Linked DNA regions of Mus musculus: all the other regions are linked to region 4. Evidence: chromatin loops called from intact Hi-C (ENCODE). Cell type or tissue: left cerebral cortex. All regions are shown on one strand. Links, peaks and the distances in the headings refer to the core of each region. The heading gives the core; the rest is flanking DNA.

The links. Peaks named below come from ENCODE experiments on the same cell type or tissue, not always from the same donor. Only the 100,000 strongest peaks of a DNase experiment are listed, where the experiment ranks them.
Region 1: it touches region 4 in a loop (3-fold over the local background); 2 of 42 quality-filtered maps call a loop at or near these places.
Region 2: it touches region 4 in a loop (2.8-fold over the local background); 3 of 42 quality-filtered maps call a loop at or near these places.
Region 3: a loop joins it to region 4, with 2.1 times the contacts of the local background. A loop is called at or near these places in 4 of 42 quality-filtered maps.

Annotation. Positions count from the first base shown.
Region 1 is chr3:144,014,751-144,023,133 of GRCm38, forward strand. Gm40161 (a long non-coding RNA gene) reads right to left here. Exons shown (of 3, transcript XR_867687.1): 2 at 4,913-4,984; 3 at 3,294-3,396. Among named protein-coding and RNA genes, the nearest start is that of Gm40161, 35 kb to the right of the region's middle. In left cerebral cortex, for the core only: no CTCF peak of the experiment used is centred there; DNase peaks (open chromatin) are centred at 4,066, 4,779 and 5,849; H3K27ac peaks cover 1,677 bases.
Region 2 is chr3:143,259,854-143,268,236 of GRCm38, forward strand. No RefSeq gene overlaps it. Among named protein-coding and RNA genes, the nearest start is that of A830019L24Rik, 21 kb to the left of the region's middle. In left cerebral cortex, for the core only: no CTCF peak of the experiment used is centred there; DNase peaks (open chromatin) are centred at 4,464 and 6,652; H3K27ac peaks cover 3,675 bases.
Region 3 is chr3:143,703,226-143,711,608 of GRCm38, forward strand. All of the region lies in intron 1 of Gm6260 (predicted gene 6260), which reads right to left. Among named protein-coding and RNA genes, the nearest start is that of Gm6260, 4.7 kb to the right of the region's middle. In left cerebral cortex, for the core only: no CTCF peak of the experiment used is centred there; a DNase peak (open chromatin) is centred at 3,636; H3K27ac peaks cover 984 bases.
Region 4 is chr3:143,594,868-143,603,250 of GRCm38, forward strand. No RefSeq gene overlaps it. Among named protein-coding and RNA genes, the nearest start is that of Gm33758, 4.7 kb to the right of the region's middle. In left cerebral cortex, for the core only: a CTCF peak has its summit at 4,414 (motif pointing right); DNase peaks (open chromatin) are centred at 2,330, 2,890, 4,428, 5,728 and 1 more place; H3K27ac peaks cover 3,950 bases.

The sequences.
Region 1 (8,383 bases), core at 1,334-6,333, 420 kb after region 4:
CAAAACAACCGGAACTATACAATAACCAATCAGTAAAGTTGATTTCTCCCAAAGAGAAAACACAAAATAAAACAAAAACAAGTTGTAAAAGCCCAAAGGGTTTATTGATATAGAATCCTAGATCCCCCTGTACCTATAGTTCCAGTATCTTCAACATTTCTTACTCAGGATCTATATGCTCAGGTAAAAGTAACATGATCCCCTAGATACAAGGGGGAAAAGTAGAAAATATAGACTCAGGCTAGGAATATATATATATGCATATATGCATATATTCACTACAATAACCCTACCCTGCCTGGGAAAGAAAAGGTAGTAACACTGAGGAGCTATGCTTATCAGAGCACTCCACAGGCCTGTGTCTTAACAAAAGAACTACAAGCAAGAACACGCTATCAACTTGAATCTTGTTATGACATCTTCGTTTGTCGTGCATTTCCCATGCAGATATTTCCCCTGCAGTGCCTACCATCAGTGTAAAGCAAGGCTACTCCATTCCTACTGGTACTACTCTGCTTCTGTTTTATAAGATACACCACGATCAAAAGCAACTTGGGGAAGATAGGGTTTATTCCATCTTAGAGTTTATAGTCCATGATGGAGGGAAATCAGGACAGGAAATCAAGGAAGGAACCTTGAGGCAAGAACGGAAGCAGAGGTCATGAAGAAATGCTTCTTACAGTTTGTTCCCCATTGCTTGCTCAGTCCACTTCCTTAAACAACTCAGAACCACCTGCCCAGAGGTAGTGCTATGCACTGTGGTCTCAACCCTCAGACATCAAGCATTCATCAAGAATGTGTTCCTGAAGCTTATCTAAGGTCAATCTGCTGGAGGCATTTTCTCAACTAAGATCTCCTTTTACCGTATATCTTAGATTGTGTCAAGTTCACAAAAACACTCACTTAGCTAACACACTAACGCTGCACACTGCCCTCCCCACCAAAAAAGGAAAACGATAGAAACATCTGTTGAACGAGGTAGAAAATGTATATAGAAGAGGGTGATGTCAATCTAACTTCTCATAAAACGAAAAGGAACCCTAGAAGAAATTGTAAAAATCAAAGTGTTCAGAAACCTGAAAAGGCAACAAAAGAGTACAACAGGTAGGTGTGCTTGTGTAAGCAAAACATCTGGATTTTTACCTAAAAGGAAACACTTTATCGTATTGTTGGTGCCTTCTGTAGCCTTCAAACCCAACAGCCCCACAGTTAAACTGAAAACCAGCAACTAGCAACTATTGGAGATTTGCCAGAAAACAACTATTATTTAAATAGTCTTCTAGCCCCCCTGTAAGCAACTAGATGAATATGCCTCTATATGACTTGACTCAAATTCACTTCTATCTTCTACCTTGGGACCATATCCAAACAATAGAGGATAAGTGACATGCTGGAAGCAACTGTGACAAAAAAATAAAAATAAAAATAAAAATAAATAAAATAAAATAAAAGGAACAAAATATTTTTTAAAAATCTTAAGGATAAAATTGGTCAATGGGATGTTTTGTCATGATTTGAAATTTTCTGGGACTTTCCTAGGAATCTTAAACTCTGTAAGCCATGGGATTCTCCACATGCCCGGGTCAGACATGTGAAGACCCTAACTCTTATTTTGGTCAATATTGAATAACAAGGAAGGAATAAGAGACCCAACATATACTCAGAAACATTGTGAAGACTAAGAGGTGATTTTTTTTTCTCAGAAAACATAGGAGCCGGAAGACAGTAGAATGACATACTGAAAGAGCTGATAGAAAGATGAGAATTCTATATCCAGCAAAACTATCTTTCAATACATTCCAGATGAGTAGGAGCTAAGTTTGTGAATAGCTAGCTTGTCCTACAAGAGTCATGAAAGGCAATCCTAGTTGAATTGAAAGAACATTAGATAGCAAATGAATGTTTGTAAATAAGTGAGTAAAGATCATAATACAGGAAAACTTTAAAGTGCAGATTTATCTGCTTTACATTTTCCCCTATAATATTTAAGACTATTTCTTCAAGTAATAATGTCCAATTTCTACTAATGAGCAAATAATGTATAGTCATATTATTTATGAAACAGCAACATGATGAGGGGACAAGGATAGAGTTATAGAATACTAAAGTTTGTGTACATCATTAAAATCAAGATAATAGTAACATAAACTAAATTGTGGTAAAATAAATATTAATTTGGAAGATTCAAAATCCATAAAACAAAGTCCTTCTGCTCTTTTTATGGTTGTATACTATCCATTGTATGGTTATACTACATTTTATTACATAACAGCCTAATTTTGAAAATGTCAAAGAAGCTAGACACAAAAGCCACATATTTCATGATTGAACTTGCATGCATTTTCTGAGTATGCTGATGCACAGAGATAGGATGTAGGTGTGTGGCTGGAGAAGTGAAGGAGAATGCAGGATGGAGAAGGATTGCTAATGGCTGCAGGACTTGGGAGGCATAATGAAAGTATCCCAGAATTGGATAGTTATATTAGGTACTTAGACTGGTTGATACACTAAAAATCAATAGTTATATCCTTTAAAAGGTGTGAGCGCCTGACTCGCCAGCAAAACAGACGCTACAACAGGATCCTTCTGCACATGTTTATTGGGAGAGCTTGATTGCAGAGGCAAAAAGACCCCGAGCCCAGAACTGGTGCTGCTTATATAGGGCTAGGAGAGGCGTGTCTCACACCTGGATTGGCTATGCATTTACTACCTCATTTGCATGTCTCTCATTTGATTGGTTATACTCTCAGTACCTCACAGAACCTCATTAACATGCCCGGGCCAGGCAGTGTCTTGGCAAAAAACTTTACTGCATATGTACACATTGGTTGTTTACCCAACCTTATGCATGGTGGCCAGCAGTAGCCAGCACCACCTTGTAATGGCATATGTGGCTTCCCACAAAAAGGTTGGCCCCCAACACATATGTAGCAGAGGACTGCCTTGTCTGGCCTCAGTGGGAGAAGAGGCACCTAATCCTGTAGAGACTTGATGCCTCCTGGGAAGGGGGATGCCTATGGGGAGCACCATCTCAGAGACAAAGGGCAGGGGATGGTGAAGAACTCTGAGAAGGAGGACTGGGAGAGGCAACATTTGAAATGTAGTAATTAAAATAATTGATTTTTAAAAAGGTTTAGCTTCATGATATGAGAAGTTTCTAAAATTAACATTAAATTCTAATATGGATATTATAAATATTATTCTAAATAAATATTAAATTCTAAAACGAATTTTACTTATGTTTCATACACAAGCATGCATGTGTGCAAGCACATCTATGTGCATGCGCGGAGGGACACATACACAAACCATGGGGTAGGTGTGAACAAAAGTTTGGCTACAAGCAGATCTAAGGCCAGTTCTTTCTCTTCTCTTCTCGATGGTTCTTCTTTTCACCTAGAATAAAGAAAGATAAACGCTATAATAGCACCAAGATTTTTCAAAGCTTATTAGCCACCGTTCTAGAAAACCTTTATTTTGAGTTGTATGGTGGTTTTATTGTTTTATAGTAAATTATCACGAACTCGGAGAGGTTAAACAGCACAAAATTATTATTTCCCAGATCCCGTGGTCAGGAAACCAGACTTGGGGCTCTGCACTTCAGTTTCTCCTCAGGCCAGAAAACACTGTGGGCCATGAGCTACTAGGCAGGAGTCATAGACATCTTTATAGAACCGCACCAATCGGAAGTATGTTTTCCATGTATGCCAAATAAGTGCGGGCCTTGCTAAGAACATCTACTAGCAGTTTGAACATTTGGCAAGACATGATATACTTAAGCACTGAACAGACCTGGTGTTATATCTTAATCCACTATCCCAGGCTAGAGGCAAAGGGATTTCTATAGTCTATTACTTAGAAATTCACACACACACACATACACACACACACACACACACACACACACACACACACACACACTCGCACTAGGAGGTCAATCTCAGATGTCATTCCTCAAGAACCATTCACCCTGTGTTTTGAGACACAAGAGTCTCTGATTGGAACCATTTGTAGGCTTGGCTGGTGGCCAATGAATCCTGAGGATGGATGTCTCTGTGTCAGCTTCCCTAGCATTGCGATTACAAGGATACCAGGATGCCCAGCTTTGCACGCAAGAACCTGCATCCTACAGTTTACCAACTGAGCTATCTTCCCAGTTCTTGTCTTAGATTTGGCGAGACATTCCAGATGGATGACAAAGTTGAGATATGTTGCCCTAAGATTTTACAAGCCACAGGAAACTGACAAGGACCATAACAACTCCAAGTAAAATCTATGCTGGGCTGGGAAACAAGTAAACTAACATACATTTATTACAAGTACAGGAGAAAGCGGGGCTACAGATTAAATGACAGGTATGGTTCAGGTCTCCACTCTAATTTAACTTTTGCATAATCCCTATAGATTACTCGAAGTCTCTTTTTGGATTTTTATCCAAAATGTAGAAAAAACAGTACCAGCCCAACCCAACCAATGAGTTTAACCAGCTCCTAGCAAACCTCTAAAGCTGTGTTCCTGGTCCAGAGCCTGTCTTGGTTGGCAGTTTTCTGCATTTCAGACTATTGTGAGTCCTTGCATCTGTCCTTATGATCATATTAGGAGGTTGGCCCTCATGCCCACTTGTTGGGAAAGGAAGAGTGAGCACTCAGAGGAGCCCTGCTCCTTCCTCTCCAGCTGCCTTCCCTAGCCAATGCTCAGCCACCACTCTGTGAGATCTGCTTCACAGAAAAAAATCTGTGCATACTAAAGGTTCTCTGTAGGTGGAGGGGAAAATGTTCTGTAGAAAATTTTAATATCATATAACACTTCTCCCCCACACTGCATTACACATAGATTGGGCAAGCAGCACACAGCCAATTACAGCATGAAACAGGATCCTGTGCCCAGATGCTGAATGTCCCTTTGCACCTACCGGTGACCGTGATTGCTAATGCTAGGACCCAGCTCACTGCCACCGGCTCACCCAGACCCCTCCTCACTTCTCCTGTTGGTGGGGAGAGAAGAGAAAAGACAGGTCATGTAGTATGATATGAGATAGGAACATAAGTACAGAATTCTGCCTAAAAAATATACCATTCACATTAGCCATTCATCGACTCAAACTTGAAAATAATTAGTCATATTGTATCTAACTTAAAGGATTCCCCAGAGTATAAGTGAGATAAAATATCAAATATAGTTTGGAGTCTTTTAAGTATGATATAATGATTGGGTATAGAATAAGAGATATGTTAAACAAAATTAGGAAGGAAGAACTCAGAGAAAGAGAGAGAGAGAGAGAGAGAGAGAGAGAGAGAGAGAGAGAGAGAAGGAGGAGGAGAGGAGAGGAGAGGAGAGGAGGGGAGGGGAGGGGAGGGGAGGGGAGGGGAGGGAAGGGGAGAGGGGGAGGGGGAGGGGGAGGGGGAGGGGAGGGAAGGGGAGAGGGGGAGGGGGAGGGGGAGGGGGAGGGGAGGGAAGGGGAGAGGGGGAGGGGGAGGGGGAGGGGGAGGGGGAGGGAGAGGGAGAGGGAGAGGGAGAGGGAGAGGGAGAGGAAAGTCATATTTTTTCAGAGGGGAAATTGTCTTGTTTATTTAGGATCCAGGGTCTCACAAGAGCAGGAGCCATGACCCTGAGGAACTCGAGAGGAGATCCTGGTCTGTCATGGATAGGCCAGAGCTGTGACATTATAGACGAATAAAATGGCAGGAGGCAGGAAATTTTGCATGCTTGGTGAACATCTGCAGAGCCGAAATCTTAGAACCCTGCCTGGCCTATCGTAAGTACCCGTGAATGGAAAACCATTTGCTGGTTCCATTTAAAAATAAACTGTACAGTTTCATTTGTCGGGATGAATGACTGCTGCTGTTGTCTCTAGGAGAGCAGGCAGGCCAAGCTCAAGGCAAAACTCAGAGCCTGCATGTGTCATCCACAGGCCCATCACCCACCAGCATGGCTCAGATACCCACCCACCCCCGCCTCACCTTCCCAACACTGCCCTTTTTCAGGCCTCTCTCTATGGCCTTATTCAGGCTCCGTGTCACCTCCTCTCTAGAGATCCTGCAGGCACTCTCACCCACAGAGCTTCCCACACCATTAGGCACAGCTATGCTGAGAAACAACATGCTTGCCTCTACCAGAGCACCTAGTGAGTTTTACATTTGTGTTTTGTCTCTTCAGTGTGCCCAGCAAGACCACTAGTACCTCCCCAAAATGGCCATAAGGTGCTCATCTTGGCCACGTCTGACTTGCATTTGACACTTTCTCTCTCTCTCTCTCCTCTCTCTCTCTCTCTCTCTCTCTCTCTCTCTCTCTCTCTCTCTCTCTCTCTCTCTCTCTCTCTCTCTCATTATCTTACTGAAAGAATGCTGTCATTGTGTACTTGTTCCTGTTGGGGCAGAGGGAGGGGGTGGGAGGAGGAGGGAGGGAAAGTAAGAGAAGAGAGAGGGGGCAAAAGGAGATGGGGCAGAGGGAAAAGGAGGGAGCCAAGGAGGTAGAAGGACAGAGGGGGAGGAGTCAGAGGAAGAACAAAAAGGAGAAAGGGAGAGGGAGGGGAAGTGGGGAAGGGATGGTATAATTTTAGTTCAAAACCCAGGAAGGGTGAAACCCCAGAGGAGCTAATATTTCCATTTAGTCATTTTGTTTGTTTTGTTTTGTTTTCTTAGAACTGAAAATGAATATTTGTTTTAAATCACAAGGCAAATTAACAGCAGTGGCTAATAAGAATCTGTTAAAAATATCACAAATACTACATTTTGATTTATGTTTGTGGCTTTTACCAGGATACTTTTCTTCTTATCTGGAAGTTGGGTATCCTCAATACTACTGAAAGTAAAACTGAGTAGTTCAAAGCTATGGAATAAGTAAGAGGGATGCAGTATTTGGTATGATGCGATGGTTTGACTAACTGGATAAGCAAGTTATTCCTATAATACACATTGAATAAATGCAGCAAGCTGCTTGCTCATAGGATACCTGTGTCGTCAGAATGCTTCTTTTCTTTTACTTTCGAAATCATAGTATAATTACGTCATTTCTCCCTCCCTTTCCTCCCCCCACATGGCCCTCCTTTCTCTCTTTCAAATTCATGACCTCTTTTTCAGTTATTCTCACATACATATATGCATATGTATATACATATATATTCCCAAAAGTAGTCCAAGTCTGTATAATGTGACTTGATCCTTGATCCATTCAGGTTTTAGGGAGAAGAACAACATTCCAGCTCCAACTGTGGGAACGCAGAGGTCCCTTCTGATTGGTGGGAAAGGCAGCGTTTTCCCTCTCTTTTTGTCCTCTGCTTAGCCACCTTGACTTGCTTCTTATCATTCGGTGGTGGGAAAGGACAATTTAGAGGTGAATCTGGCAAGGACCTGCTTGCCAAGTCCTAACATGGCTGGTGGCATGTCACAGCAAGTCCTAACATGGCTGGTGGCATGTCACAGCAAGTTCTAACATGGCTGGTGGCATGTCACAGCAAGAGAGAAGCAGAGTGAGTCCAACTGACTTCCTAGCAAACCCATTCTCGTGATAACAACTTCGCTCCCATTATGACCCATGAATCCATCCTCCCATGACATAATCGCCTCTAAAGGATCCATCCTACCAACTGTCTCATCTTGAGAACTTAATTTCCAATACATGAATCTTGGGAAGCAGATTCAAGCCAGAGCAGGGGCTACCCACATCAAGGGGAATAACCTACTTCACTCTGGATACGTACTTCCATGCTAATACCATCCAAAGAATCCAGACACATCCTGACCCATATTTGCCCACATATCTAACTACCACCAGTTTAGGTGACATAAAATAATCACAGACACACACTTGTCAGCTTAACTACCTACTAACCACTACATAAATTTAAAAATCTTCTCAGAGGCATCTACTTTCTTTTTAATTTCTAGAATCAAAACAGAAGTGGATGCTCACAGTCATCTATAAGATGGAACACAGGGCCCCTAATGGAGAAGCTAGAGAAAGTACCCAAGGAGCTGAAGGGGTCTGCAACCCTATAAGTGGAACAACAATATGAACTAACCAGTACCCACAAAGCTTGTATCTCTAGCTGCATATGTAGCAGAAGATGGCCTAGTTGGCCATCACTGGGAAGAGAGGCCCCTTGGTATTCCCAACTTTATATGCCCCAATACAGGCGAATGCCAGGGCCAAGAAGTGGGAGTGAGTGGGTAGAGGAACAAGGCAGAGGGAGGGTATAGGGAACTTTCGAGATAGCATTTGAAATGTATATAAATATCTAATAAAAAATAAATTTAAAAATTGCACACATGCCACACACACACATATACATGCTCATGCATGCACAAAGAAAACAACTGTATGAAATAAAAGTGAATGGATTTTCATTCTCCACACCTCTGGCTTGTTCCACTATCGCAGCCTG
Region 2 (8,383 bases), core at 2,286-7,285, 330 kb before region 4:
GGTATTAACAGAATTAAAAGTAGATATTGTCAGTATGGATTTCTCCTAATTTTGTATTTAATCAGCTATTATTATTATTGTTTATTATTATTTTATCATAGTATTTGTTCTATCCCTTTTAGGAATAAAATCCCACCACTAACATCCCATCATCTAACCCTTGAGTACACACTTGGCTATTGGCAAGTCCAGCACTAAGATAAGTTAATGACTAAATAAAATAAGAATTCCTTGCACAGACCCTGACTTACAGATAAACCCAGACTGATTTCTAGATCATGTTCCTTCCGTGATACTGTCAGTCACCTTTGGTGTTATGAGTCAGATTCTTAAAATGCTTTTGCTGAGATAATAGAAAAAGAGAGGACTAGTGAAATCCCTCTGCCAGAAAAGAAGTAAATAGGTCTTGCCTTTCTAGCAAGAGAAACTAAGTTTTATCTCCAGAACCCATATGAACATGGGAAGCTGGCCATTTACAGATTCAGTGGAATCCCAATCAAAATGCCTCTGACATTCTTCACAGACATAGGAAAAAACTACTAAAATTCACATAGAAGCACAAAAGACCCTGGAGAGCAGAGCAGTTCTTTGCAAAAAGGACAATGTTGGAGGGACTAGTACAGCAGATTTTGAGCTATATTATAGAACTATAATAATAAAAACATCATGGTCCTCTCCCCAAAACAGAGTTGTCGATCAGGGAAGCAAAATAAAAGACTTAAACATGAATGCACATAATTGCAACCATCTGATATTTGGCAAAGATGCCAAAAAGAGCACACTGGAGAAAGGATAGCATCTTCAACAAATGGCACTTGGAAAATTAGATGTCTGTGTGTAGAAGAATGAAATTAGAACCACGTCTATCATCCTGCACATAAACCAACTCCAAATGGATCAAAGCCCTCAGTGTGAAACTTCACACACTGAAACAGTTACGAGTAAACTTAGGCAGCACATATAAATTACAAGTGCAGGAAAAGACTTTCTGAATAAGAAGACCCTGTTTGCTCAGGAGTTGGGGCCAACAAATGACAAATGGGACTTTGTAGAACTAGAAGGCTTGTGCGGCAAAAGAAACAACTTGAGTGAAGGAAAAGCCCACAGAGTGGGAGAGGTCTATGCATTTGATAGAGGCTTAGTATCTAGAATATACTGTGAACTAAAACCTCAGAAAGTCAAGGAAGCAAATACCTATTAAAAATGAAGTATGGAAGGTCTAGAGAGATGGCTCAGTGGTTAAGAGCACTGACTGTTCTTCTAGAGGTCCTGAGTTCAATTCCCAGCAAATACATGGTGGCTCACAACCATCTGTAATGGGATCTGATGCCCTATTCTGCTGTGTCTGAAGAGAGCAACTGTGTAGTCATATACATAAAATAAATAAATCTTTAAAACAAAATGGGGCTTGGATCTGAACAAAGAGTTTGCAAAAGAAGAGAGAAAATTGGCTAAGGAATATCTTGAAAGATGTGAAATATTTTTAGCAATTAGAGAAAGGCAATCTAAACCTGATTTGAGATGACTAAGATCAACAAAATAGCCTACAACAAATGTTGGAGGACTATGGGAAAAGGGAACTGTTGGTGTGATGACAAACGGGAGCTCTGTGTACTAGTATGGAGGTTTCTTAAAAGCTATAACCCAGTTATGCCACTCCCTGACATATACTTATGCCAGGGCCTAGCAAACACAGAAGTGGATGCTCACAGTCAGCTATTGGATGGATCACCAGGCCCCCAATGGAGGAGCTAGAGAAAGTAACCAAGGAGCTAAAGGGATCTGCAACCCTATAGGTGGAACAACAATATGAACTAACCAGTACCCCCTAGAGCTTGTGTCTCTAGCTGCATATGTATCAGAAGATGGCCTAGTCGGCCATCAGTGGAAAGTGAGGCCCATTGGTCTTGAAAACTTTATGTGCCTCAGTACAGGGAACGCCAGGGCCAAGAAGTGGGAGTGGGGGGCGTAGGGAACTGTGGGGGAAGGGTTTGGGGGACTTTTGGGGTAGTATTGGAAATGTAAATGAAGAAAATACCTAATTTAAAAAAAAAACCTCAACACTTATTCTACAGATAGTTGTTCAGTCATGTTCATTGCCAACCTGTTCACAATAGCTGGGATATGGAAACAACCTAAATGTCCTTCAATTGATGGATGGATACTGAAAATGTGGTGCAAACACACAATGGAACACTACTCAGCTGTAAAAAAACAAACAAAACAAACAAACAAACAAACAAAAAACAATAAGAAAGAATGAAACTTAGAAGCTGAATAGACTGGAAAATATTATTTACCAAACACCCTCTCTGATTTGTAGATCCTAGATCTGGAATTTTTAATTTGAGAAAATAACCTAAAGTCACTACAGAATCCAGGAAAGCCGAAAGGGACTGTGGGAGTAGAGAGATGAGAGCAGAAGACGATGAGTTAGAGAGGAACATAGTATAAGCCAGGAGCTGTGAAAGAAAGAGTGAAGAGGGAGATGGGTCCTGAGGAAAACCATTGAACATTGTTTCTCTGGCCCCCACAGGCACTTGGATACATGTACTCACACTCACGTGCACACATATGCACCCGTGCACATATGCACATACACAAGTTCCTTTCCACACATGAACATACAAATACAGAATTTTAAAAAAAGAGAAAAGAAAAGAAAGCGAAGCTGGTGCTTACTGTGTCAAAGACGACTTTTCCACTGTAAGTCAGTAGTCGCATATTCCAGACTTTTCCAGATACATTCTGAGGACTACCACCATTCATTCGATGATAAAGTTTATACTTCAGTCTTCAATATTAGGGGAAAATATTAGGTTCTGATAAGTTGATTACTGGAAATTTCTCTCCTATAATATAGTACAATTAAAACAGGGTTTATGTAGGTTGTTTTGCTTTGTGTAATTGAGGTGTTGGGGTAGGTAACTGTCATTGTGAGATTCTGTCCTGGGAATATTAGGATACTTGTGACTATCTCTGGCTGCTAATCTATAGATCAGTAATTCTACCCTTTAGTCATAACAACTGAAAATATCTTCACATATGGCCAAATTTGCCATGGTTTAAGATGTGGGTGTGTGTTTATGGGGGCATGCAAAGTCATCTTCTAGAAGAATAGCATGGACTTCCAGGTTTCCACTGTGGTTTGTCTTTTGTGGATAGTAAGTCTGATCATGAAGTGGCTTAGTGACAATTTCATGATTGATCAAAAGCAGAGGTAAACACAGACCTAGATCTTGGGGTTGCTAGAATGACTTTCAAATTTTAGCATACTCATTATAATGTTTCCCATTTTCTGTTGCCAAAACAAGAGAATTCACTGCCTAAAAATGTGCTGGAATCCATAAGATGATATTCATTAGAATCTACTCAGGAAGAACAGTGTTTATGAAGGAAATGAAATAACCTGAAAACCTCATATGGAGTCATTCAGGGTAATGACAACCAAGTAACACCTAAATACTGACATTGTCTCATCGACTCTAAGCTATTCTGGCTTCTCTGGGTCCCCTTTCAATGAGTCTTAACCTTTAGGCCCTTGTATTCATCTTTATCTTTTGCATTTCTTACTAAGATCTTTCAAAGTCATTTTATTTATAACCCATACCTCCCTCTGTGGCTAAGTGAGTTTCTTCATCTTCCACCCTCTCTCAGGTGGTACCTTTCAGGAAGCTTGTTTTCAGCAAGATCTTGTTAGGTTGATTTAGTGAAAATCCTCTCCAAGAATGCTGGAGAGATAGCTCAGTGGTTAAGAGTGCTTTTGAGACATGCAGAAGACCAGAGTTTGGCCCTCAGTACCTATATCATTCAGCTCACAACTGCTTGTAAGTTCAGGGCATTCAATATTCTCTGGATTTTGTGGACACCCACGTGCACATAAATTCATCCAAGCACACTCATATGCACAATTAAATGAGTAAACATATAAATAAATATATAAGAAAGAAATCCTTCCTAATCATTGATCTCTTCCTTTGGGAGTTTTAAAAAAAATATATTTGATCTCTACCTTGCTCTATATCTGCCCAGACTATATTTGGACCTGAGCCTAATCTCTTTCCTCTACAAAATTCCACACAGTGCTCCCTGCTCTAATCACAGCAGTTTCATCACATACCTTGAATAAAATCTGTCTCATCATCTTTAACAATGCTACGACTTTTTCTTCAATGCTGCTCCTATCATGTACAAGATGTTATAACTATATTAAGACAAATCTGCACAAATCTCTTGCCTACTCTCACCTCATTTGAAGGAGGGATTTTTGTTGCAAGTATCCTGACACTTTAAAATTTTATAACCAAAACTAGAAAAAAATATGCCTGGCGAGAACACCAAATTAAAGATGGAATTAACAGCCCGAGATGACTCACTCTGCCAGGAAATGTGTTCTTTAAGCTGTGGTAGGGGCTGACATCTTGGATTGTCCCCATTAGCCATCTCTGGTCCACCCACAAGACAATAATGCATCCTCCTGGTTCAAGGAAGATACTGCCAGAGATGAGCTTTGCTGTGCCGCCAGCTGTTTGAGGGATGCAAGAGGATGCAAAGATGGCAAAAACAGATGGGATAGCGTTTGCATTTTCTACCGAGATATGAATATGTACATATGATATATTAGGGCAGCTCTCTCACACATCTCCTGCTCTCCTTCACACATTATGTTAACCAGTCGTCACATTCATGTATCAACTTCATCAGAAAGTTTTGAATGTCTTTTGTATCTCAGATTTATCCTCCTTCTTTATACCATTTATACCTTCCAATTTAGTTCAAACTTGTTAATTTTTCAAAATATGTTTTATAACATCCTCTATGGAAGATACTTGGTATGAAGGATACATTTGTTAAAAAAAATAGGTAGCATTTAATTATCCCACATCCTTACTATGCTTCATTTTATGAGGGATTCTAGATAGCTTCAGAGATATAGATACAAGAAATTGAAAATATACTTAAAAATTGGATGAGTAAAAATAAGTATGTTTGTTATGTTATAAAATGTGGGGAATGAAGGGAAGAAAAGTCAGAACTGAATACGGCTTCATCACTAGGAGATTATAATGCTAATGTTCTCTCAGTACACATATGCACAGCTATGAGTACATGCATGTGTATCTGTACTTGTGCATATGCTTGGAATCAAATAATAATTTTGTTCACATTGTTATGACCAATTTTACGGTCTAGTTGTATAGAGTCACTTTAACCCCTTTGACGATTCTTCACTTTCTTGTACTGGTCTTTTGCTTCCATTTTGTATAATATAATAAGCTAAAATACTATATGATGTAATGGTATATGAATGATATGAGTGACTTTAGATCTTTAGCTTCCTGGTATATTATTTCCTAGAAGTCAAATGCTGGGCCATAAACATTTATAGAACTCTTAAAATACATTACCAGCTCACCATGTACCAAATAGATTTGTTAATTTAAGTTTCTAAATCAGAAATGTAAGGGAGGATTTTAATTTAAGTAACTGAACATAATTGCTGGATAGGAGTCAACATCTAAAGACTCCAGAATATCTTTATGTGGTCCTCTCTCCCCTTAGGCAGAAAAGATGTTTTCTTTAACCTTAATAGCTTTTAATGAATGGGTACAGAATCAAATTAAGAGAATTTGCCATTGGCTACTCAAACTAGTTTTCATTTTAAAGATAACAAAATCATGAAGGGTGTATGAAATGTCAAGTATGATAAGGTGCCAGGCGTCATCAAGCTCAACTTTATTCAGAATTTACTCATTTTTTTTTAGAAACTATTACAACTACTACTTTAGTCTAAAACTTAATTGGGCAAATAAGAAAAGAGCATAGTTAGCTGCAATACAATGTTATACATAATAATGAATCCATGGGCAATAGACAGTGGAGGCATGATATTCAAATGTCTTCTGAAGACAGAATTGAGAAAAACTGCACAGGAGAGGTAGATTCTCAAGGGCCATTAATAAAATCTTTGGCAAGGGAGGAAGGAGTCTCTGGAGCACAGTAGTACTAAAGAGACTCAATGATATGGACCTGTATTACATCCAATGGTGATAACAATAGATGGATGGCATATAGAAGACTGTGGTGTGAATAGTGAAGTTTCAATTCTAGGACTTATTCTGTTATCATAGAAGAACTGTTGGGAGGTTTTGAGAAGTAGCAAGGCTCTTTCTGCATTTGATTAAAGTTGGGAGAGACTACGGATGGTGAAAGTATTATAAATGGCCAAAGAAGACAATAAAGGTTGGCATTGTGCCAGCCGTGGGAAGACCACACTTGAAGGGATGTGTGAAGGACACGAAACTAATGAACCAATCATCTGGCCAATATTGTTGAGTCAATATTCAACCAATGTTTTCAGTACTCTGTACTAGGAATCAAGAGAAAAAAAAACCACCAGGTACCTTCATATGAAGCTGTCATTTCTTTAAGTAAAATTGGCAATAGATGAGGGAGTGTGAAAATCAAGTGGTGATGTTAAATACCGTGGATGGACTGGTAGGATATGCCACAGTAGAGTTCCGGGAAAGCAGAGCTCCTTGGTTTAGATGACATCTAAATTGCCACACAAAGAGTAAGAAAACAAATGAACGCAAAGAAAGGATGCTGTCAGTGGGAGTTTTCTGAGACACAGATAACTCACTGGGAAGGTTTGAGAGTGGAATCGCAATTATAGCACTTCTGCAGTCAGATAACCATGAACACACAGACCCAGGGTGCTCTCTCCTTACTCTTCCTACTCGACTCTATGAAAAGGATATGATAGTGAACAAAGGATAGAGTCACTGTAACCATAATGTAAAAGAATGTTTGTAAAATTTAGCCTGCTGGCTTCAGACCCTATAGGAAGTAGTTGAATGGAGAATAGAGGGAAATAGGCACTTGCTGTTTCTGCCCCAGTTGACTAGGAAGTAAGATTGGCACAGAATATGAGCACATAGAGGTGTTCAGAGAAGATTCATTATCTGAACACCTCTATGCAAACCCATTTGGAATTTAGATTGAGAGGCTAGGTGAGAGGCTAAGATATGTGGAGCATACTTACCCAGAGTAATATATGAAGATTAAGGTATAAAAGTCTGGATGCAGCTCTTCATGAGTGCCTCATGGTCAAGTATGGTAATCACAAAAACAAATTTCTGACTAAAATCTTAATATATAAAATATTGTTTATATTTCTTGGCCCTGTATAAGGATTACAGCAACAAAAAAGGAATTGTCAACCAAAATAAGAACATTTGAAATAGCTGTAAGTTTGTTTGGCTTCCTGTGTGGGATCAAATGGGAACAGATATTTCCACCACTCCTCACAGAAAGCCTCATGTCAGCCCACCACCATGATGTGGTTTAATTTTTCATTGTCCAGAACAAACCCCAATATTCTAAATGTGATTTGATCACCTTGTTAGTCACAAGCTATCACTTTTCCTCTGTCAGGTCCTTTATCATCCTGGTTCCATTATCTAACACATTAGTGACTCCCTTCAGTGTTGAGAAATGTACCTATTTCATGGGTATGGTTTCTAAAGCTTTATTCATGTCGTTGAGAAAGATGTCTAATGACAAACAGAACGTGAATTCAACTACCCATGCTGTTGATTAGTAGGTGAACAGGAAGCATTTGGGTTTATGTTGCAAGGACAATCTGTGCTTGAAGACTTAGTCCAGAAAGGGTTGAGTGGGAGCACAAAGGAACTCACAGATGATGGTCTAACTTCTGTGGCATAAAGGAAACTGTCAAGTCTCTGCGTGTTTTTGGTGGGAGTTGTTGAGGCCACCATAAGGACATGTGAGTGAGAAGTAACACAGACAAATGGAAACTATGCAGGGTTGATAACACTAAGTGAACACCTCATTTTTAATAATTCCTAAAACAAATATGATAGATTCACATCTTCCTGACAAAGGCACTAGAAATGCCACCCTTGGGGCAGATAGTCACACTACATATACCCATCTGTGGATGGGTACAGGACAAAACTGAGTCCTGAGGAGGAGAGAATCACAACAGTCAAACTGCAAGAGCAGAAACAGAATCGGGTGCTCTTAGCGTGCCATTCAGAAAGGCAAACTAAGGCCTAAGCGCATGAGGTGAATGCAGAAGTTGAACCCTAAGGTGTGAGGTAGCAGAAGTATGAGAAGAGAATGGCTGTAGTCCCAGTGACAACTATGAATCAGTGTACAGTATCATTGCTATTGGAGACTAAGTGCTGGATGGGATAGCACACACGGAGGCTCAGGCTGTTATGAGAAATGAGAGCTCAGAAATGGATCAGTTTCTTGCAGGATGGGTGACTCATTCCCTTATGCAAAAACAGAGGGAATAGGGCCACTAGTGTAATTTCTGTTTTGTCTTTATTAACTCAAGTACTAGAGTAGTCCA
Region 3 (8,383 bases), core at 1,131-6,130, 110 kb after region 4:
TTTCCATAATTGCAAGCACATTGTAGAAGATGGGAAGTAACAGTTGGTTTATTTTTCACCATGAGTGTGAACCATCACTTAATGCTCATTACAGCTCTGCTAGGTGGATTACTATGCTCATCTTACAAATGGAGAGGGCTGGAGAGTTAATAGGCCTCCCAGCCAACAGCGTGGATTTGAACACAGCCTTTTCCTCCTCCGAAGCCTATCCCTCCACACCTGTGTGGAGCTGCATCACTGTCAGTGGCAAGAGTGGTGTTGGTTATTAAACCAGTCAGGAAGAACACAAGCAAGGCACATGCATTCAGACAGAGCGAAAGGACCACAGACAATTCTGCACACCACAATTGGTGTCACCGGCATCATTTCTGGATAGCACAGCATAGTCATTAATGTTCATAATGATAAAACCAAGTCATCAAAAAAAGATTAATTACATTCCATCCATTCTGTTTAAGAAGGCAGAGAAGTGTGAAATCCATTTTAGAAAGATTTCCATCAAAAATGATTAAAATTTTCAACTATCCAGAATGATTCATTCCCTGGGGTTTCTACATAGCCAGATATGTAAATGAAAAACACAAATATTTGCTGCACATTTCTTGAAAGTGAAATAAAACAGCGCACACACACACACACACACACACACACACACACACACACACACACACGGAACCAAATGCTTTAAGTGTGTTTAGGATGAGATATTCCTATAGCGCTTACCAGAGTGTAAACATATATAAACTAGTGTGCTTTTATTTTTCTAAATAGCTTCTGTGTGTATTTATTGATCAGCTGTCCATTTGAATGGCTGTCACTCCTGCCAGGGAGACTAATTATTTTGATAATTTTATTATGAAGTCTTTTAAAGAAGGATTGATGCACTCTCCTCATTTTGAGCACATAGGTGACTGCATCTTAACAGATTCTTTAAAAAACGGCCTTTAGTGATAAAATCAATAAATGAATACTTCTCATCATCAGTGAAGTTGTTATTATGTGGTAAAAGAATTCCTGCTGACCATAGATAGGAAAAGGATTAAATAGCATTAAAAAATGGCAAACCTGATTGACAGGATGATATATATTTATTTCAAATCACAATCTGTAAAGTGCTGACATAGATATTTATTTACCTCAAAATCCTCCTTTCTTAGAAAATTTTTGGCTTTTGATAGCACTCAATATGTATTGAATTAATGAATGACACAACATTAATAATCAAGTGGTAAAACTGATTTCTTACATAATGAAATGATTAATACAATAGAATTTGTTAGCAGTAATATGCACGCAAGTTAATCAAGCAATATCTGAAAAGTTATGTGTCAAGTTATTACATGTAGTCACACAGGTAAATCTCTCACCTTTCCCTTTTATATGACACTTAAATGGCTGCAGCACATCCATATTACATTTATAATTAAAACAATTTATGCTGCATTATAAAATATTTTGCTACTCTTGACAAAATATAAGTTGTATTTGGTACTGCAATAAAAAGTATGATATCTGTTACCTATAATGTAGAATATTTACCATGATAGATAGTCAAACCAGTCATTTAAGAAGGCAGAACTGGGTCTGGAGAGACAGCTCAGTTAGTAAAGTGCTTCCTGAATAAACATGAGAACTGACTTCAAGTCTGTTGGAAAGCTGGATGTGGTTATAATAATCTGTAATGCCAGCACAAGATAGAAGATGAAGAAGGTGAATCTTGGAAATGCACAGGTCAGCTAGCCTACTATCTGCAGTGGCAAACACGAGACTCTGTCTCAAACAAGATAGAAGGCAAGACAGACATCAAAGTTGTCCTGTGACTTCCATACTCATACCATGACACAAGCTTGCTACTTCCACACACATTATATACACACAAGCACATATCATGCAGCATACAAATGAACACACACAAGGAATTCTTAATGGGCCACACAAGAGTGAAGATGCATGAAAAAAAAAACACAAAAGGAGAAATCAAAAATTTTCACCAAGCAGAGAGTAGTGCTTAGTGGAACAAGTAACTGTTTAGAGATGGATATGGGCTTTCCTTTTGGAGTTATTAAAGTATTTGGATCTAAACACAAGTAGAGGTTACATAGTATTAGTATTCCTCTCACATTGTTCACTAGGGAATGATGAAGTTCTTGTCATATAAATTCTATATCAGAATGACAAAACACCAGTGTATATTCATCAAATAAAAGTAAAGCAACATGCGTAAGGTGTCTGAAAGTTACTCAGTCCAAACATGGGGAACATCCTAAGTGTGATTCATTCCCCAAAGAAAGAAGGATGGAGAAGTGGTAACGTCAGTGGGTACCCTCTAATAATAAAAACAAACAAATAGTAAATGAAAAACCAAACCTTAGCATCCATTATAATTCGCAAACCTTTATAATGGTTACTTTTTGCTGCTGTGGTAAACCACCATGAACAAAAGTATGCTTTGGAAGAATTTATCTGGGCTTACAGTTCACAGGAAGAGTCCACAATTACAGGGAAAGGAGGAGCAGGCATCACCAGACAGCTCAGTATGGTGACCACAAACATGAAGGACAGAGAATGGAATGAAGTGAGACCATACCCTCCCAAAGCTGCCCCCAGTGTCATACCTCCTCCAACAAGGCTCCACCCCCTAAAGGTTCCATAACCTTCCCAAACAGTGCCAGCAGGTGGGGGACCACATTTTCAAATACAGAAGTAGAGAACCTTTCTTATTCATACCACTATACCTCTAAATGGCATTGTTTCTCAAAGCAAGGTCATAAAAGACAAAGAGCCAAATCATAATTCAGAGAAGGTGAACCATTCTCAGCCAACTAAACCAAATGCTTCTCTGCTAAGAACACAGCTTGTTCATCCTTGTTCCCCTCAGACACCATGGTAGTCACTTTCACAGCCATAACACTCTGCAGTGTCCTGTCATAGGAAGTAAAGGCTGTTGGATGAATGGTATTTAACAAGAGGACTAATGTTGGGATAGAAGAGATCATAGGTTAAAACTGATATTGACCTGTAGAGGACTAAACTCCAGAGATCATATTGTCCCCAAACCAAAGTGGGTTACAGTCTAAGAATGATACATTCTTTCCCTTTGACCTCCACACCTGTATGTTTGGCCAATGTCACCTTGCACAGGTATGTGCACAGCACATACAAAACTACACTTACTGCCTTCTACATACCCAGACTCCCAAGAATAAGTAAACTCATGAAAACCAGATAGTCCTTGACTTTACCTTCAGTTTTGCCTGTTCTGGAAAGACCTAGAAAGCTGGTATGTGGAAGGTTCTCAGGTTTGTTGATGTAGGTGGTCTGTGTGACCACATTTCTCAAACCTCAACACTGCCCCTGTCCATTCCCTTGATGGGAGCTGTCCTCCCATAAATGAAATCTCTTTCTCTCATAAATGGGACCTCAGGATTGGGGATACACATCATCGTTATACCCAATGAAATATGAAGGTAGACCTTGAGTGATTTGGGTCTATTTTCATTCTGTGCAAGTAGAACTTTATAACAACCAAAACTATCCAGAAAATAAAAATGTCTCCTGGTGCTGGGAGATTTGGAAACATAGTTGAAGGGCATATTTCAGTAAGTTATAATAAACTCTGTTACACAAGAGGGATTTCAATCGTTTGCTTCTTAGGGATCTTTCCAAGTCAGATTCTTTAATTCTATGATAAAAACAGGTTGAGCAGGCAGAGGAAGCAGATGATGTGTGCATATATAACTACTTAGAAAAATGTAGATCTCTATAAAAATCTGAGGTGTTATTTATATTACTCATGATTCAGGGGTAGTATCTAACACCATTTTTTGAAATTTCCTGGAATTCATTTGTACTTTAATAACAATATTTAATGAAAATACATCAATTTTAAATTTAAACTTTAAAAGATATAATGGGTATGATGTTTGAGAACCAACTTTTTTCTTTACTTTTAATATTTTTTTCTGATTTATTTCTTCATTTTTCCTTTTCTGATTTAAAATAAGTGGAGAGTTTTGTGATAGGCTTTTCATAAAATTCAGAAACATTTATAAAGAAAATAATACAATATCACAAATTACTCTGCAACTGAGAAACTGATAATAGTATTTAGGGATACTCTCTCCCCCTTCCCTTCTAAGTACACACACACAAATTTCATGGTGATGCTTTGACTGATATTTTGCATTTCTTTTAAATATATATCATTAACAGAATACTATGTTATTAAACAAAACATGAATTAATACCAAATTAAGTGGCCTTAGTTCAAGTTCAACATTGACCTGAAGGGATGCAAATTCAGGAGCTTATATTATTAGCACCTTCATATTGAAGCACAAAAGAGAATCAAACAAAAAACATTTTAAAACTTTAGTTTCCTCTCTTTGGAAAATCTTATTATTTCTACTTTTATTAGTCTAATACATATGCTGTAGTCACATATGGGTATAATCCAGCTGGAACGTGTTGGGAGCTTTCTCCATACTAGATTGACGTCATAGTGCCAGAAGAAGCTGTACAGACTACACCAGTAGAACTGTGACTTAGCCTTCCTTACCTGTGGATGCTGTGTGCAGCGCTACTGATCAGACAGACAAGATGTGCCTACTGTACAATCAAGTCAAGTCTTCTGTATATAGGGGTAACCAACTGCTTTCTAATTGGCTGGATCTGAGGCCTTCTTCACAGCAGGGAATTCATACCTGGCTCTGTAAACCTGGTTAAAAACCTGTGGCTAGGGAAGCCATAGTCCTCAGTGGGGAAAGTGCTGCTGTTATTGTCCTAAGCAAACATGATATGCTCACTGAATTGCCTTCTCAAAGACTGTGCGTACTCCTGTGGATTGGTGTTGCCATCAGCCTGCTCAAAAAGCTTCTCTAATAGCAGGTAATTATAGGTGCAAGGGCTGGTCTAAATGAGAATAAATGAGCGTTGAGTGCCCAGTTATGGATGGAACACCAGAAACACGTCTCTCAAGACTCAGTAGCTATCTTACAGTAATGGATGGGAAGACTGTAAGAGGCAGAGAGGGGCACAGAGTAGTGTAGAATGCTAACATATGGGCCTGGCTGCTTGGTTGCCTGCAGAAGTCTGCACAAGCCTGGGCTTGTCAACAACTTATCATAAAGGTTAACGGGTCTTGTAAGGCTCTACAGAACCTTACAATGGGGAAAGGGTTCTTCAATGGTGTAGCCATTGTTAAGTTCCTCACACTCTTGGAAGCAGCCTCTCAAACCCATAGTCCTGTCTGGAAGCAGCATTAATCAAATTCATCGCATCATTCCCAAACAAAGACATGAGAGTAGAAGAGGGACCAGTTGAGAAGGGAATTTTTTTTTCCATTTTTTATTAGGTATTTAGCTCATTTACATTTCCAATGCTATACCAAAAGTCCCCCATACCCACCCACCCCCACTCCCCTACCCACCCACTCCCCCTTTTTGGCCCTGGCGTTCCCCTGTACTGGGGCATATAAAGTTTGCGTATCCAATGGGCCTCTCTTTCCAGTGATGGCCGACTAGGCCATCTTTTGATACATATGCAGCTAGAGTCAAGAGCTCCGGGGTACTGGTTAGTTCATAATGTTGTTCCACCTATAGGGTTGCAGATCCCTTTAGCTCCTTGGGTTCTTTCTCTAGCTCCTCCATTGGGAGCCCTGTGATCCATCCATTACCTGACTGTGAGCATCCACTTCTGTGTTTGCTAGGCCCCGGCATAGTCTCACAAGAGACAGCTACATCTGAGTTCTTTCGATAAAATCTTGCTAGTGTATGCAATGGTGTCAGCGTTTGGATGCTGATTATGGGGTGGATCCCTGGATATGGCAGTCTCTACACGGTCCATCCTTTCATCTCAGCTCCAAACTTTGTCTCTGTAACTCCTTCCATGGGTGTTTTGTTCCCAATTCTAAGGAGGGGCATAGTGTCCACACTTCAGTCTTCATTCTTCTTGAGTTTCATGTGTTTAGCAAATTGTATCTTATATCTTGGGAATCCTAGGTTTGGGGCTAATATCCACTTATCAGTGAGTACATATTGTGTGAGTTCCTTTGTGAATGTGTTACCTCACTCAATTTTTAAGAGTGGAAGGGGATAAGAAAAGGAATTAGGGTGTGTGTAGGGCAAATATGATCAAAATATACATGTATGGAAATTTAATAATGAAATCCACTATGAGTAATTTGCATCTGCCAATTTAAAAACCATGTCTTTAAAAGAAGCAACACAGTTCTTCTATGTGGGCTCTGAGTCATCTCCATCTTGAGGGTGTATCCACAGACATGGGGCCTATCCATGGAACTCTGTGATCATGACAGAGATTCTGTGAATATTTCAGTGTTTTGTAGAACAGCAATTGCTAAGTTTTAAGCAGCCATGAGTGAGATCTTTCCTCTCTGAAGACTGTGGCAAATATGAGTATTTACAAGTAAGAAAACAGCTACAGGGCTGGTGAGACGGATCAGCGGTTCAGAGCACTGACTGCTCTTCCAGGGGTCCTGGGTTCAGTTCCCAGGAACCGCATGGTGGCTCTCAACCATCTGTAATGGGATCTGATGCTTTCTTCTTGTGTGTCTGAAGACTGCTCTACCGTGTACTCAGATACATAAAATAAATAAATAAATCTTTAAAAAGGAAGAAGAAAAGGAATCAGAGCCTCAAAGAAGTTTTCCATGGAATCTGGTAGAGAAAACTGTATGATCCAGCACTTCCCTTTTCTCCTTCCACGGACATGTGGAGGCAGAAGGCTCTTTGGATGGCTCCTAGTTTGTCATTCTCCTCTGAGTTTCACATTCTCCTCATAGGATTTCATGTTTATTTACCTAAAGCATATTTCAATCACGAAGAAGTTTAATGTATAAAATTCTTCCCTTTTTCACAAGGGTGGGGAAGTGGATAGAGAAATAAGAGAAAGACACAATTACCAAGTCATTTTAATAGGTTTGTTATTGAGAAGGAAGATACCTGAAGAATTATGTGTCATTTTTGGAGCTATGAAATGGCATCCTTCTTTTCTTAAGGAAAATAATAGGACAATAAATATGAATGAGTCTCTCAAATGCATCGAAAGTTGTGGCAGTTGTAAATGCATGGTCCTCACTACTCATTCGACGATTTCATTTTCAATGAATCAAAATGGGTCAGTCAGAAAGAAATAATTCCATGGAGTAATTTATTTTTTCTCATTTTAAAATCCCCTCAAATTTGACCAGTTTCGCTGAACTTTTGCAATAACCAAGTTCTCCTATATAGATTACTTATAAAACCATGTCTCTCCTACAGAAAACTTACACCATTACAACGCTGCAGCTCACCCTTCAGATTATATTTTCTTTGCAAGAAACTACCGTTATGTTACCGGTGATGTTTGGTTCATGAATATGTGCCCACTCCATGAGGACTGTCCACTCATAAACAGAATTTCATACTCAGATATGTGTTTTCCTGAAATAAAATGTTTCCCATAAAATTAAACATTTGCCAAAATAATGTAAGTGCAGTGCTAAAATTTATAATTTTCAGAATCCACAAAAAGAATGCAGCTTTAGGGCATTCTTCAAAGAAGGGGAGCTTCTTAGATGCTTCATTAACTTGTCCGACTGGCTTTCGCTCGATTGTACTCTGATTTAGAAAATAAACTTCTTACTTTGACGCTTCTGCCCTGAAAGTGCTCTGACTTGTCCCATTTCCAATCAGTTGCACTGTGTGGTCTTAACTCAGCTTGAATCTTACGACAGGCTAGGAAATCCTGCCTCCCTTAATCTCAGGCTGCCACCGCCTTCCATCTCGTTACTGCGTCCTGCAAAGGAGAGGGCTTTCTCCTCACTTACTCTTCTCATTACAAGATTAGCAATGACAGAAGATCTCCATGGCAACCTAAAAATGATCTGAGAAAAATCACATTCCCCAGGACTTTTGTTCTTCCCCAGTTTAGTTTGGCTAACAAAATATATGTTATTCAAAAATGTCAGGGTTGAGGAATGGAAAAAAAAAAAAAAAAAAAAAAAAACCCTTTGCCATTCTGTGACCATGTGCCATGATCAGCTTCAACCTTCAAGCTCTGAATCCCCCACAGCACCGCGCAGTCCAAACTTTCCTTGGTGCAATGAACACAGGATTGGAATAAATAGTTAATTCACTCTAGAGACTGCTTACTGAAACAATCCAGCTTCCTTTCCTATTAGGGACGTGGAGCATGGGATCGCCTGAGCATTTCTGCGCCGCCGCCACCCCGACAGCTACCTAATCCCTGACCCCCCCCCCCCCCACCTCTGCAAAAGCAAAGATGAAGAAGGCTACAGGTAGTCCTTTGAGCCTTTGTTGATCTGTGTACTGACAAAGGTACCTGGGGTGACTTTAGTCTCCAGCATCTGGCGTTAGTCTCT
Region 4 (8,383 bases), core at 1,533-6,532:
CTGTAGGAAGGCGTGGGATTTCACAGCAGTGAGAGCAAAACTATTCACAGCGGTACCATATGCTCCCCACCATCAGGAGCAGCCGCACTGGTCACTGTGCTTGGCAGGCGAATAACTGGGTGGAAGATCTGAAGATCACAGTGGAGTAAAATCTTCAATCTGCTCCACAGGCAGAAATCAAGTGAAAAAAAATCCTCTACAGATCCTCTGTGTGTCACAGGTACATGAGGACCCACATGCATGTGCACACACACACACACACACACACACACACACACACACCAGCATTCATGTGTGTGTGCATGTGCTTATGTGTGTGTGTGTATGTGTGTGCCCAAGGGCATGCATATGTGTTCCTTCTAAAATGGTTAAGGAGATACAAAGACAGGGTGTTTATCTTGCAGATTGTCCCATGGAGACAAAAGTTCACACTGAGTGCCAAGTGAAAAGTCTTAGAACATAGAATGTGGAGAAGGGTTATTTTTGGATTAAACTCCATGTTTTCAGTGGCTTTTCTCCCCCTCTGAGGAAAAAAAAAATAAGATTGAGAGGAATTTCGCAAATGCCAAGACCACTTAATAGCAGAATTACAGCTGACGATAAATGCAGCACTCTTAAAGCTTGTCCTTTCTCTGTTATTAACTTTGTTCTTTTGGTTGTGCCAGAGAAAGCACAAGAGATAGAAATTGGCAGAAATATGGATCTGAAGAACAGAAATTCAACTCAAATGAAAATACCGTGAAAGCCTCTAGTTGAAATAAAGTCTTTTGTTTAATAGCATAACTTTCGCCATCAAGAAAAGGTTTATTTGAATCAAAAGTAGAATTTAGGACGGTGTTATCTAATCATTATTAATTCTGCATGCACAGGGGGAATTTTCTATTTCCAAAGTGGTTCACGATCATTAGTTAATCCACTCAGCATGCTTGGTCTAAATTGTTCTATGCACTTAACAGATAAGAAGGGTTGCATCTGATACACAGGCAGCAGGACACACTGAGTGATGGACTGCTAACCCAGAGCAGGGCCTCATCTTAACCACTCACTTGGTTATTTTACTCTGGGCACCAGGCCTCTACCCACAGCATTTTCAGACAAGGACTCCATTTGTTTGAAGAATAAGCACATATGTTACATAAAATCTCCAACAATCGATTGAAGGCTCCAAATATGGATTTTCCCAGTGACTCTTTTTAATATCAAGTAGTCTCTCAGTTTCCCTTGTGAGTAAAGTACTTCTTTTAAAGGGCTAGTCTTTCTATCAACATGGCTATGAAGAGTCAACATTACAGTAAGGATAGATGTAGACTGCCCAGTGCTGTGTTGTCCAGAGGGTCTCAGTGCCTTGGGATCAATGACTTGGTTCCTTGCTTGCCTTCGCTTCCCAGTCTACCTTCCCCTCCCCCTCTATCCTCTTCCCTCTCATCCCTTCTCCATTTTTTTTCTCATTTCTGTTCCTTTTCCTTGCCTGTCATTTAGGCTGTCAACTACCCTCATCTGTGCTCCCATGTGAAGTTTGCCACTTTCACTTTTCCACTTGGAAAGGGGACTCCCGTAGGCACAGTGCTAGCTGTTCCAGTGTGAGTGGCTCAGACAGGAACCAAATGCCAGTGGCCAGCAGGGCGCTCCACATCTTGCTCAAGTTAAAACTGTGCAGATTCCCTTTGTTTTCATTTGTTTGTACCTACTCTAGCCAAACAAATTAATTTGTGGTTCAGATAATATATGCCATATGTTTAATTAGCTGTTACATGAAGTCTAAGGAGGCTGAGCTTTGAAACCGGATGCTACTTTCTTTCTAGTTTCTTGACTTTTAAAACTCACATTTGGGGGTTGTGTTTATCTGTTTGTTTGTTTAATTCTCCTGATAATAAAATTATCTAGTGGTTTCAATCTTTACATTTTTTTCTTTTAATACTAAAGAATTCATTACTTCTGTAAATTTAATTCAGCCCAAGATGCAAAATATACTTATTCAATAAACAGACACTTAAATGAACTAGAATTAAGGAGTTACCTCTTATTTTTCAATTGTATTTAAGTGTTCATAAATTCCTAGTGAATAGTTTGCTTGGTGAGATTTCTATGTCTTGAAAGATATCTTATTTGTCTTTAATATGTTTTGTTGCTGTCAAAAAAAAAATCAGTACTGGAGAAAATTTGATCTACTCCTAGAAACGATGTCTTCTGAAATGCCTCCACAGAGGACATGATGAGTCACTATGGCGTCAGGAGAAGACATGACGAAGCCCAGGCTTCTCTGATGGTGCCAGTGCTTGCCTCTGCAGTGAGAAAGCATTCAGGTTACATGGAGTGATAATCTGGCTGGAGGAAGGGAGCCGGCTAAGTCTGCCTGGAATGTCTGGCTGCCGGTTGGCAGACGGAGCCCTTTTTTCACCTTGAATCTGCCAGGCTAAGGATGCTTTCATGGTAATTTTCCGATGTCTTCCTTGATCAGTAGACTGCAGCATTTTATCATTCTGCAGATTTTGTTTTCTTCATGGGCTATTACGTCCACTGAACTGCACTTAACATCTATTAGCTTAGGTCTCCAGAAGATCAAAGTCCCTCTGTAGCTGATTATTCTGCTCTTTGCAATTTGTGTCTCTCCCTCGCCCTGCCCCTCCCCACCAATCCAGGGGCCTTGCACGTTTAGAGATTAGCTTTCAGTGGCTTCTCCTAAACAATTTATAGACATAAAAGCATCATAAAGAGGACTCCGTGCCTCTAGAAAGAAAACAAGACTGAAAAAAAAAGTGAAGAGAGCAACGGAGATTCTGTAATGTTTCTGTCTCAATATGAATCTTTTAAAACTCATGCTTCACTATATGTTTTGAAGTGGGATGCGTGAGGGAGACAGGAAGAAGTGCAGTTCCCATAGAGATCCATTCCTTTCCCTAAAGCACTCACTGTGTTGCTTCCTTTTCTTGCAAAGCCGATCCTGTCTCCCACATTTTAGCTGACCCCATTTGCATTGCTTTTCGGGGGAACCTGGTCACAGTGCCAGTGTCCCCTTCTTCTTAAGGGGCACTGCTAACCTTAATGACTGGCTTCTGGTGGAGGATTGGTTTTCATTTCATTCTGAGTCCTTAGTAACTAACAATCGTCCTCTAAATTTGCTCCCAAGGCTGTGATGGACCAAAGATGCTGTCAGAGTTTGATCCTGTCTCAACAGCAGACCAGACCCTGTCCTGACAGGGCTTTTGCACCAGCCCTATAAGGAATACTTTTAGAGACTGTATAAGAGGCCCACTGTAGTCTGTCAGCACTTGTGAAAAGTGTGCTTGTGAGTTGAGACAGACATTAGAAACTCAAACTAAAGCTAACAACTGAAAACAAACGAACAAACAAAATATGCTGAAGTTTAGGAAGATTTCGATCTGGAAGGACTATTGAAATAAAGGCCTGGGACCTTTACCCCCAACCTCGAAAGATATATCCAAGGAACTATTTACAGTATAATGACTCCAAGAACCCATAGCAAGAAGAAGGAGGAAATGGAGGAAGGACAGGAGGAAGGGGGAGAGAGAGGAGAGAGATTCCCAAACAGAATCTGTTCAGATCACGGGGAGATCTTGTTCCAATAGACTATGAGCTGGTAGGTCTGGGTAGAACCCAAGAGTCTCAGACGTTCTGGCTGGCTCGGGTGCTCTCAGGACAACACACAGACAGTGAGATATTCCCTATGGTCCACAACTGCTCTGACACTGCAGCAAGCTATTCCCTCTGTGCAGTTCTTTTCCTTCCCTGGAGACACTGGATTTCAATGGATGGTGAAGAGACCTTGAACCGTGACCTTAAGCTTGGCTGTAGGAGATAACTCTCAAGCCATAGCCCATGATAATTAAATCCCCAAAAATTGGCCACAAGAATCAGTAGTTTTAAAAATTCTTCTGGTAGTTCCAATATATACCCATGATAGAGAATAGAAGCTTTTTAACAAAAATGATATTGGTGGGACTCAAAGAAACATGACTATCGGTGGCTTCTCTGACACTGCCAGGCAATGCCATAGGTCTCTATATTTTTCATAGATAAACCCCCACATTCAGAGCTTAAACATAAAACATGGATTATGCAGCTTTCCCCTGGGTTAAGCTGCTAGGAACAATGTTAGACGACACTGAGGGCAATGTCTCCTGAAATAGGCAATGAATGGAAAGAACACAGACCTCTCTGGGTACCACTATTGTGTGAAAACAAATCCTGTTGCTGCTGGTCTGTTTGATTTTTAACCAATAATTTGGTGGTGCCATTGTAAAAATACATGCTCTATCAAACAGGCACTGCAGGTCTGCACAAACTGCTCATTGCCTTTGTGTCAGACTGATGGGTTTAGGTGCTCTGTCTTCTGGAGCTAACTGGCTACTAGAGTTACTGGTTCTTGGAGCTGCCCTCTGTCACCATTAGCTGGGCAGCAGGGGGAGCTACAGTTACCATGGAAAACACCCTGCGTGACCTGGCCCCTAGAGAACTTTTTCAAGTTCTCTTCTGAAAGTGTTTTTCCTAACAGCTCTTCAAGTCATGGCTAATGTTTACTGCCCCAACCCGAATCTGGACCAGAAATCCTCAGGTTCTTGTTGGGTCTGTAGATAATCTGACAGGAATGACAAAGGATGTAATAGTCCATAGAGCCAAGTTCAAGTCACAGCGCTACTGCTTATAGTAAATTAGGTCTTCCTGGATGATACTCCTTGTTCAAAAGGACTGAGCCACTATAACAGAATGTATCAAATATAAACTGAGTTCCTGGCTTTGACTCTGAACAAGGGCAAGGATAAGTTTTTTTGTATCAGTCCTCAGTCAAGTGGGTATGTATCAGATCAAGGACCGTTCCTAAGACTTAGATTGTAAATGTGTTGCAGAACATTGGTTGAGTAAGGACGAGGTTAGAGCCATGATACTGTTACCATGGCCTAAGAGTCTGAAAGAAAGTTTAAAACTGCTGGAAAGGAAAGAATTGATTGAACTCACTCTGCCCTGAAACACAAAGTCAGAGTGGCTGCTTTCTCAAACCTGAGAAGATTTTTGAAACTGCTATGGTTGAGCCCCTTAGAGGGAAAGCTCTCCAAAGAAATCAAGCCATGTTATTCTAACCTCCTTAAGGTGTCTAAGTATAACTCATCCCATAGCCAACGATGTTTTCCCTCTCTACTCTCAGTTGTACCTTCATCCACCCTCCCTCCCTCCTTGGTACTGATGTAGAAAAGGTGGAACCCCAGGGATTATTTAGCATACCTTTCCACTCACAGTATGGGTGTCTTTAGAATTCTTGTTCTGAGATGACCTAAATGTCTCCTCTGGGAGGAGTCAAAGGGTGATTGAACCAATACTTTTCTCTTTAGAAAACTTTGTTCACAATGATGCCCAAGGGCTTTAATGTGTTGCTATTACTGATAATTCTCTGGACAAAAATAATATGGAAACTTCATGTGATATCATGGTTTCTCTGATGGGCTTTCAAACTAAGAGCTACATGGCTTTGAGTCACTGGAGCAATATAATATGAAAATAGATTGGTACTCATTAACCTTAATTTCTTTTGCTATGTTATTCATGAATGTGTCCTAATTGGGGGTGCACTTGCTTTTTCTCCTGGATACATTTGTTCCAGCAAAAGAGCTGGACTATTGCATTCCAAACAGACAGATTGGTAGTGGCACAAATGCATGCAAAATACACAGTCAAGGCTCTGCTCTGTAGTCAAGAGCCTGTCTGGTAATTCTCCTGTGTCCCTGAAATTGAGTTGTTAGTTCACTTAGACCAGTTCAGGAGTCTGCTTCTCCTCACCCAGCTCTGTCTGCAGCCCATGCATTCCCTTGTGTAGTTCTAGCTAAGAACCTGGACCAGACTGAGATATTTGTAAACAAACACAGCATCTCTCCAGAAAAAACAAGTCATTGGAGAAAAGAGGAAGTGACAGTCTTCCTAAGGAAGATGACATTTTAAAAAGGATTTTCTCTTTCTTTTTGGTTCTTAGTGACTATAGAAGCTTGCATAACAGAATAAGCACAGGGAAAGACAGTTGGAGAGTCTCCCTTAGCAAGCCTGGTAAAAATTTGTCAAAAGAAAGAGATGGGTCAGACCTAAAGCTATTCTGGTTTTCTAAGAATACAATTCTACATGTTTTCTGGTTTTTAAAAATACCACTAGACATTTCCCCCCTACTATCATGATGAGCTTAAAGAGGTACATAGAATAAGGAATGAACTTGTTCATTAGTCATTTGCAATGGGAAGCTGAGATCTGACTGAATTTGTTGGAGATATCATAATAACCATCCCTGTTATCTTGTTATAGGAAGAGGTAACATCTTTCTAGAGTTCTTCATGAGAACATTGGATAGATCACCCAACAAGAAAACTGGTAGTGCTTGCACAATTGACCAGTTCTGAGTCTTGAGACCCAATATGCTGGGCTGGTACCCTTCCAAGGACAGCGCACCGTATATAGTTTGATTCTGGTTTCCTGGACTTATTCTCTCTTTATACCATCTGATAGTAAATAAGTCAAAAGTGTCAGAGACATCCAGGCTTCATCAGTGTTTGGCATGCCTTCTACTTTTCTCAAGTACAACTTTCTTTCTTGTCTTGTTAAGCATGAATTTCTGTTCAGAGTCAAATCCTACAGCTAGATTGAGAATGAAATTTCCTTATATCTGTAGGGGTGGTCAGATTTTCAAAAATATAAACTGAAGAAATGGAAAACTGGGTCTCAAAGAAACCAAAAGAGCATGACTGGGAATACAACTTAGGTAGAGCATTTGGCTAGCATGCATTAGGGAATACAGCTCAGTGGTAGAGCATTTGTCTAGCATCCATTAGGCTGTACGTTAAATTCTCAACACCAAAACCAAACAAAACGTTTCTATTGAACAAGCAAATTCCCAAGTGAAAGATAACCCAGTCCTAGTTCTAGATTGTCCTTGAAAATCCAGTTCTCAAAAGCAGTTCATTTCCCCAATCTTGTTTGGCATCCCATCCACTCTAACCCACTCAGCCTCTGCCTGGTGCTCTGTCCTACTGTGTAGGCGGAAGAACTCTAGGATGCTTTCCTTGTTCTGTGCATGGAGGGCCAACACCATCCACTACAATCAATCCCTTGCCTCTGAGAATATGTGTTCCTTCTTACAAATGGGGGAAATGCAGCTGGACCCAACTCCTCCTGCTTCCTACCAGCCCTATGTAAACTTGATGTAGCCTAAAAACAGATATCTAGCCATGAGGAAAGACTGGAAAACTCAAGAAAGTCAGGGGTGGGGATGAGCGGGTGTGAGTTGGGTCAGGAGGCAGGTTGTTCCTTCTGTGACATACACAGCATTAAATCCATCCCCACTCTCCCCCTCCAAAAAAATCCCTCAAAAACAATCCTTTAAGGTGAAACAGTTACATAATCATGATGGTTGTCTTGTCGTTTCTACCATTTAACAGGTAGGATAACTCAAGTTTTAGAGCCGAAGGCAAGACTACCAAGGTCATACAGTAAGCTGCCCACGCCGGGTACGAGAGTCAAAACTCCCTAATCCCTCGGCGAGGGCTCCTCAGCTCTGTCTCTCCCACTCAGTTGGCAAAATGTCAAAGGATTTATCAAAAATAGCCTGAAGCTAGATTAGGCATTTTAATACCCAAAGCACTTAATTACTAATACAGTTTAAGGTACATTAACCTAATTGGAAAGTTTCTGCATATGGCATAGGGTTTTTTCTTCCCTTTGAAAAAAAATAATATTAGTGTTTTTAAACTTTTTTTTGTGAGTTTATTTCATCTGCATGTGCTATTATTGGTTCCCAATTTTACAAAAAAGAAAAAAAAAAGACAAAAAAAAAAAGAGGCCACTGCCAACAGCTGTTAATGATATTTTCTCATATAAAGGAAAGATAAATAGAATAAATAGAATAAAATAACAAGAGGAAATGAACAATCAAAAATTTAACTGATAATTGCATGTTACAGCACTTGGCTGGCTAGGTGGTTGGCGGCATGCCATCATCAGGACCCAAGGGACATCTCTAGCTTTTATTGCTGCCACACACCACACCTTTCTCACGATCCAGCCTTCTCTGGGTCACTAAAGCGTCCACATAGCTAGTCTCTCTTCTGTTCCAATCTACTCCTCAGGCTGTGATTAGAAAGACCTTTATAAAATGCAAATGAGACCCATCCCTCTCACTTGTACCGTTGAGCGGTCCCCATGGCCCTCAGGAGAAAGCGGAGAATCCTTGACACCACTCAAGAGGCTCCTCCAGCGCTAGTCTGTCTATTTTTCCACTCTCACACTAATACCTAGCCATACTGAACAACCTGCAGTTCTGTAGCCTGGTACTGGTTTTCTACCATTCTAAGCCTTTGCAGGAGCTTCCAAGAACATCCCCTGGCTCCCTTCC